2 separate regions of the Homo sapiens genome follow, and region 1 is linked to region 2. A link is a loop called in an ENCODE intact Hi-C map of the cell type or tissue named here. Cell type or tissue: dorsolateral prefrontal cortex. All regions are shown on one strand. Links, peaks and the distances in the headings refer to the core of each region. The heading gives the core; the rest is flanking DNA.

Region 1 (2,803 bases), core at 277-2,776, 370 kb after region 2:
AAAAACAAGTAATCCAATTTAAAAACTGGCAAAGATCTGAACGGACATTTTTCGTAACAAGAGATACAAATAACCAACAGGTACATGAAAAAAATGCTCAACATCACTAACATCAGAGAAATACAAATCAAAACCATAATGTGATATCATCTCACTCCAGTTAAAATGGCTTGTATCAAAAAGACAGGCAAAGGCTGGGCACGATGGCTCATGCCTGTAATCCCAACACTTTGGGAGGGCAAGGCAGGCAGATCACTTGAGCCCAGGAGTTCACAACCACTCTGGGCAACATAAGGAGACCACACTTCTAAAAAAAAAAAATTTTTTTTTTATTAGCCAGGCATGCTGACATGTGCCTGCAGTCCCAACTACTTCAGAGGTTGAGGTAGGAGACTGCTTGAGCCTAGGAGGTTGAAGCTGCAGTAGGCCATGATCGTACCATTGCACTCCAGCCTGGGCAACAGAGCAAGACCCTGTCTCAAGAAAAGAAAAAGAAAAAGACAGGCAATAACAGATGCTGGCAAGGATGGGGAGAAAGAGGAACCCTCATATGCTGTTGGTGAAAATGTAAATTAGTAGAGCCACTATGGAGAATAGCATGGAGGTTCCTCAGAAACTAAACATAGAACTATCATGATTCAGCAATTCCATTACTGAGTATATATCTAAAAGAAAGCAAATCAATATATGAAAGATATCACACTCCCATGAATCCTGTAGCACTATTCATAATAGCCAAAATGAAAATGTGTATATACACAATATATATTTGTGTATATATGTATATATACACACAACGGAATATTATTCAGCCATAAAAAAGAATAAAATCCTGTCATTTGCAGCAACATGGATGACACTGGATACCATTTTTTCAGGTAAAAAAAAAGCCAGGTACAGGAAGACAAATATCACATGTTCTCACTCATATGTAGGAGGTAAAAAAAGTAGATCTCATGATGATACAGAGTAGACTGGTGGTTACCAAAGGCCAGGAAAGGGAGTGAGGAGGATGAAGGGGGAAAAAAAGATATAAATGTACTTACTGAAACTGAACTGTACACTTAAACATGATAAACATGGTAAATTCTTTCAAAATTTTTAACTAAAAAAAAATTTGCTGAGTAGAAATCAGTTCAAAAAGCCAGTCATCAAAGGGGAAGATAATTAACCTATATAGTCCCCTTTCCCAGACTATAATCTTTCTCTTTCTACACACAAATAACCACTATCTTGTCCAGGCCACCCTCTTCTTCAAAAGAGCACTGTCTTCTCCTCCAGGCCTCCTCCTCCTCCTGTCCCTCCAACCCATCCCTGCTATCCTCCCTCTTCTTTCCTGGGCTACCTCCTTTCCTCCAGATCAGCACTATCTCACAGCTGCCAGAGTTTCTGGTCCTCCCAGTCACTCATCTCACTAAAGGGAACTTGAGCCTCTGCCCAGCACTACTTGACATTCTTGCTCTCCTCCCACTCAGGCCCCCCACTTCCCATCTTGCTTATTCCCTACTGCCTACCTGCTTGCTGCCCCACCACCACCAGCAAAGATGGGAAACAAATGCAGGAAGAGGGAGTGCTTGTTGGCAGGCCCAAGGCAAGGCACAGAGGCAGTAAAGAGAGAGAATGGTCCTGGGGAAGATAGAATTTGGAGGTAAAAGCTAGATGCAAGTGAGTTAGGTAGAAAACAATGTTTGGACCTCATAAACACAGGAAAAGGTCTCTACAAACCAGTAACCTACTAATAATAAGAAAGCTTAACCAAAAATTTTAGAAAAGAGAAGAAAGCCTAATCAAGAGGGGGAGGATCCAAGAGAGGGAAGGAAAGACTGGCTACACAGGGGGAGAAATACAAAAGGGGAAGCATGAGGGGAGGAGGAAGGGTGAAGGGGACGGCGGGAGAAAAGGTAGGCAGGGGGCAGGAAAAATGATCAGGAGGAGGAAATAGAAAGAAAAGTGAGGAGAGGAAGACGTAGAGTCATGAAAAAACTAGGGGGAGGAAAGAGGTCCAAAATAATCAAAGTAGGTTATTATCGGGCCTGACATGAGCTTCTTGGTGCCAGGTAATAAAGAAGGAAAGAATTATAGTGATTAAGATATTACCACAGCCAGGTCTGTCATTAACTTAGCAGAATAAGGAAGGGGCTCCAGAGAAGAGAGTCTAGTTTAACGCAACTTTATACCTAAGGACAGAAAAACTGGCCAGTTTAGAATCATTAACATACCTTGACCTTCTACTTCCCAACCCTACCTCCCTACACCTAACACACCTACGCATCACACTAAAATAAGCATCAGCATTCTCAGTCTCTGCTTTGTCCCTGAAGAACCACCAAGATGCCATTCAAAAGGCTGGCTGGAAGACAGGATACCAAGGTCTACTTCCCAAGTTCTCCTCTCTTCTACAGTGTTGAGGGGGACATCTCTGCAGCCCATTTTAGCACTTTAAACCAGCTCACCTCTCCAAAAGATGGTTTGACAGTCTGGAAAAGCCAGAGTAACAAACAATGTCAAGTCCTTCACTGCACAGATATGGCAACTCAAGCCACAGAGGATGTCTGAATAGGACCAGTCCCCCCAGGTCTCCTCCCTCCCAGTTCACTCAACCTCTTAACACAGAAAAGCCCCCACAGTCCCAGCAGGCCAGCGACTAAGCCAAGGCAGAGGAAAGCACCACGTTGGCCACCAAGCAGAAGGGCGCTTGCAAAGGAGCAGAGCTTCTGAGGCTGAGCGGTTCCCCAAAGGCGCAGCTTCCCCTTCACACCCTTCCCTGGGCAGAGCTCTGATTCCAGTGCAGGCCTAGCCCTGG
Region 2 (2,803 bases), core at 302-2,801:
GGGGGAAGAGGAGGAGGAGGTTATTAGAGAGGGGGAACTGAGCAAAGGGAACTGAGAAACATGGTCAAAAAGAAAGGAGGAAAGGCAGGAGAGCGTAGAGTCTGTTTTAAGGAGGGAGAAGGAACGGGGCACAGTGGCTCATGCCTGTAATCCCAGCACTTTTCGGGGCTGAGGTGGGAGGATCACTTGAACCCAGGAGTTCAAGACCAGACTGGGCAATATAGTGGGAACCCGTCTCTACAGAAAAAAAAAAAAAAAAAAATTTAATGACCCAGGTGTGGTGGCACGCTCCTGTAGAGCGCCTCAACTACTCCAAAAGCTGAAGTGGGAGGACTGCTTGAGCCTAGGTGGTCAAGACTGCAGTGAGTCATGATGGTGTCACTGCACTCCAGCCTGGGTGACACAGCAAGACCCTGTCTCAAATAAATAAATAGCCAACGGTCTGAGATGCAGAACCTGATGTGACTGAATTTTTAGCAGGGCACAGTTAAATACGGGAAAGGTTGTTCTGACCTGGGATTCGTCCTGGGGGTCTTCATAAAAGCCAGGCCTGAGGTGCACCTGGGCAGGCTACATGCAGGAGAGGGCCTGAAGGTGAATGTTTGGGAACAGCAAATAATACCAGCAGGTAGAATGAGGAGGCAGAGCTAGAGGATGCCGTGGAGATCATCTCACCCATAAGGTCATATCACCCGTGTCACCCAGTCACTGGCCACTTCATACTCATTTCATGCTCACAACAGCCCTGCAGTAGGAATTCACTAACCCTTCGTCACAGATGAGAACACTCAGACCCAGCCATCGGAACTGACTGTTCAGACGGTGCAGATGGGGAAGTGGGGATGGCAGAATTCGGCTCTGGGTCTGAGTTCAGTGCTATCACCTCATGCTTCCTCGACTCGGGAGGCAACGAGGGGAAGTGATTAGAGATGATCCGAGCTGGACAGAGGCGGAGAGGAGGGAATAAATGAGAGGGATGTAGGGCGCAGAATCAACAGGATGCGGAGAGCAGGTAGCAGCTGAGAAGGACAAGGAAGAAGGCTGGGGCTTCTGGCTGGAGTAGTCAGGTGAACGGAGGTGGGAACAGCAGGGTATGGGTTCAGGGGAAGATGGAGACTCAGACGATGAGTCCACTGGGCCTATGTGACGGGTTGTGGGGCGGTGTTGTCAGGAGGCAAAGAGAGACTCAAATCTGAAGGTCAGAGGAACGGTCCGGAGTGTGGGAGACCAGAGACCGTCAGTGTAATCTTGGATTTTGATTCCTTTTTACCACTTAACAGCAGAGTTGAGAAGGGGCTGGAGCTGGGTTCTGGGAGAGAAGTGACGGGGTACGGGTGGTGTCCTGCCGGTGTCAAAGACGACTTCCGGCTCACCTCTGACTCGGTTTCCCCCACAGATGGCTTTTCCCTGCCGCAGGTCCCTGACTGCCAAGACTCTGGCCTGCCTCCTGGTGGGCGTGAGTTTCTTAGCACTGCAGCAGTGGTTCCTCCAGGCGCCAAGGTCCCCGCGGGAGGAGAGGTCCCCGCAGGAGGAGACGCCAGAGGGTCCCACCGACGCTCCCGCGGCTGACGAGCCGCCCTCGGAGCTCGTCCCCGGGCCCCCGTGCGTGGCGAACGCCTCGGCGAACGCCACGGCCGACTTCGAGCAGCTGCCCGCGCGCATCCAGGACTTCCTGCGGTACCGCCACTGCCGCCACTTCCCGCTGCTTTGGGACGCACCGGCCAAGTGCGCCGGCGGCCGAGGCGTGTTCCTGCTCCTGGCGGTGAAGTCGGCGCCTGAGCACTACGAGCGACGCGAGCTCATCCGGCGCACGTGGGGGCAAGAGCGCAGCTACGGCGGGCGGCCAGTGCGCCGCCTCTTTCTATTGGGCACCCCGGGCCCCGAGGACGAGGCGCGCGCGGAGCGGCTGGCGGAGCTGGTGGCGCTGGAGGCGCGCGAGCACGGCGACGTGCTGCAGTGGGCCTTCGCGGACACCTTCCTCAACCTCACGCTCAAGCACCTGCACTTGCTCGACTGGCTGGCTGCACGCTGCCCGCACGCGCGCTTTCTGCTCAGCGGCGACGACGACGTGTTCGTGCACACCGCCAACGTAGTCCGCTTCCTGCAGGCGCAGCCACCCGGCCGCCACCTGTTCTCCGGCCAGCTCATGGAGGGCTCCGTGCCCATCCGCGACAGCTGGAGCAAGTACTTCGTGCCGCCGCAGCTCTTCCCCGGGTCCGCTTACCCGGTGTACTGCAGCGGCGGCGGCTTCCTCCTGTCCGGCCCCACGGCCCGGGCCCTGCGCGCGGCCGCCCGCCACACCCCGCTCTTCCCCATCGACGACGCCTACATGGGCATGTGTCTGGAGCGCGCCGGCCTGGCGCCCAGCGGCCACGAGGGCATCCGACCCTTCGGCGTGCAGCTGCCTGGCGCACAGCAGTCCTCCTTCGACCCCTGCATGTACCGCGAGTTGCTGCTAGTGCACCGCTTCGCGCCCTACGAGATGCTGCTCATGTGGAAGGCGCTGCACAGCCCCGCGCTCAGCTGTGACCGGGGACACCGGGTCTCCTGAGGCCAGTTGGGCGGCTTCAGCCCCGGGCCTCCAACCATGTCCATGCTGAGAAGGCAGCTTTCCCGCTCTGGGTACCTTACGTCCTGCCCAGCTCTGTGCACCTGAACCCCAGCTGCGCACTGAAATCAGCTGGGGTGGGGGGTGTGGAAAATGCCTACATCCTGGCTCCATCTCCCGAAGTTTCGATTTGATTAGTCTGGGGTGGACCCAGACATGTTAAGTATTTTTTAAGTTCCTCCAGTGATGCGAATG

Evidence for each region. A loop is a pair of places that touch in the nucleus more often than their neighbours do. Peaks named below come from ENCODE experiments on the same cell type or tissue, not always from the same donor. Only the 100,000 strongest peaks of a DNase experiment are listed, where the experiment ranks them.
Region 1: it touches region 2 in a loop (7-fold over the local background); 3 of 110 quality-filtered maps call a loop at or near these places.

Annotation. Positions count from the first base shown.
Region 1 is chr11:77,408,791-77,411,593 of GRCh38, forward strand. All of the region lies in intron 1 of PAK1 (p21 (RAC1) activated kinase 1), which reads right to left. Among named protein-coding and RNA genes, the nearest start is that of PAK1, 64 kb to the right of the region's middle. RefSeq lists an enhancer at 2,729-2,803. In dorsolateral prefrontal cortex, for the core only: no CTCF peak of the experiment used is centred there; DNase peaks (open chromatin) are centred at 1,477 and 2,711; H3K4me3 peaks cover 2,059 bases; H3K27ac peaks cover 1,211 bases.
Region 2 is chr11:77,038,156-77,040,958 of GRCh38, forward strand. It overlaps B3GNT6 (UDP-GlcNAc:betaGal beta-1,3-N-acetylglucosaminyltransferase 6), which reads left to right. Exons shown (of 2, transcript NM_138706.5): 2 at 1,397-2,803. The coding sequence starts at 1,397. The coding sequence ends at 2,551. Among named protein-coding and RNA genes, the nearest start is that of ACER3-AS1, 3.9 kb to the left of the region's middle. In dorsolateral prefrontal cortex, for the core only: CTCF peaks have their summits at 1,483 (motif pointing left) and 1,683; a DNase peak (open chromatin) is centred at 1,462; H3K4me3 peaks cover 979 bases; H3K27me3 peaks cover 1,435 bases.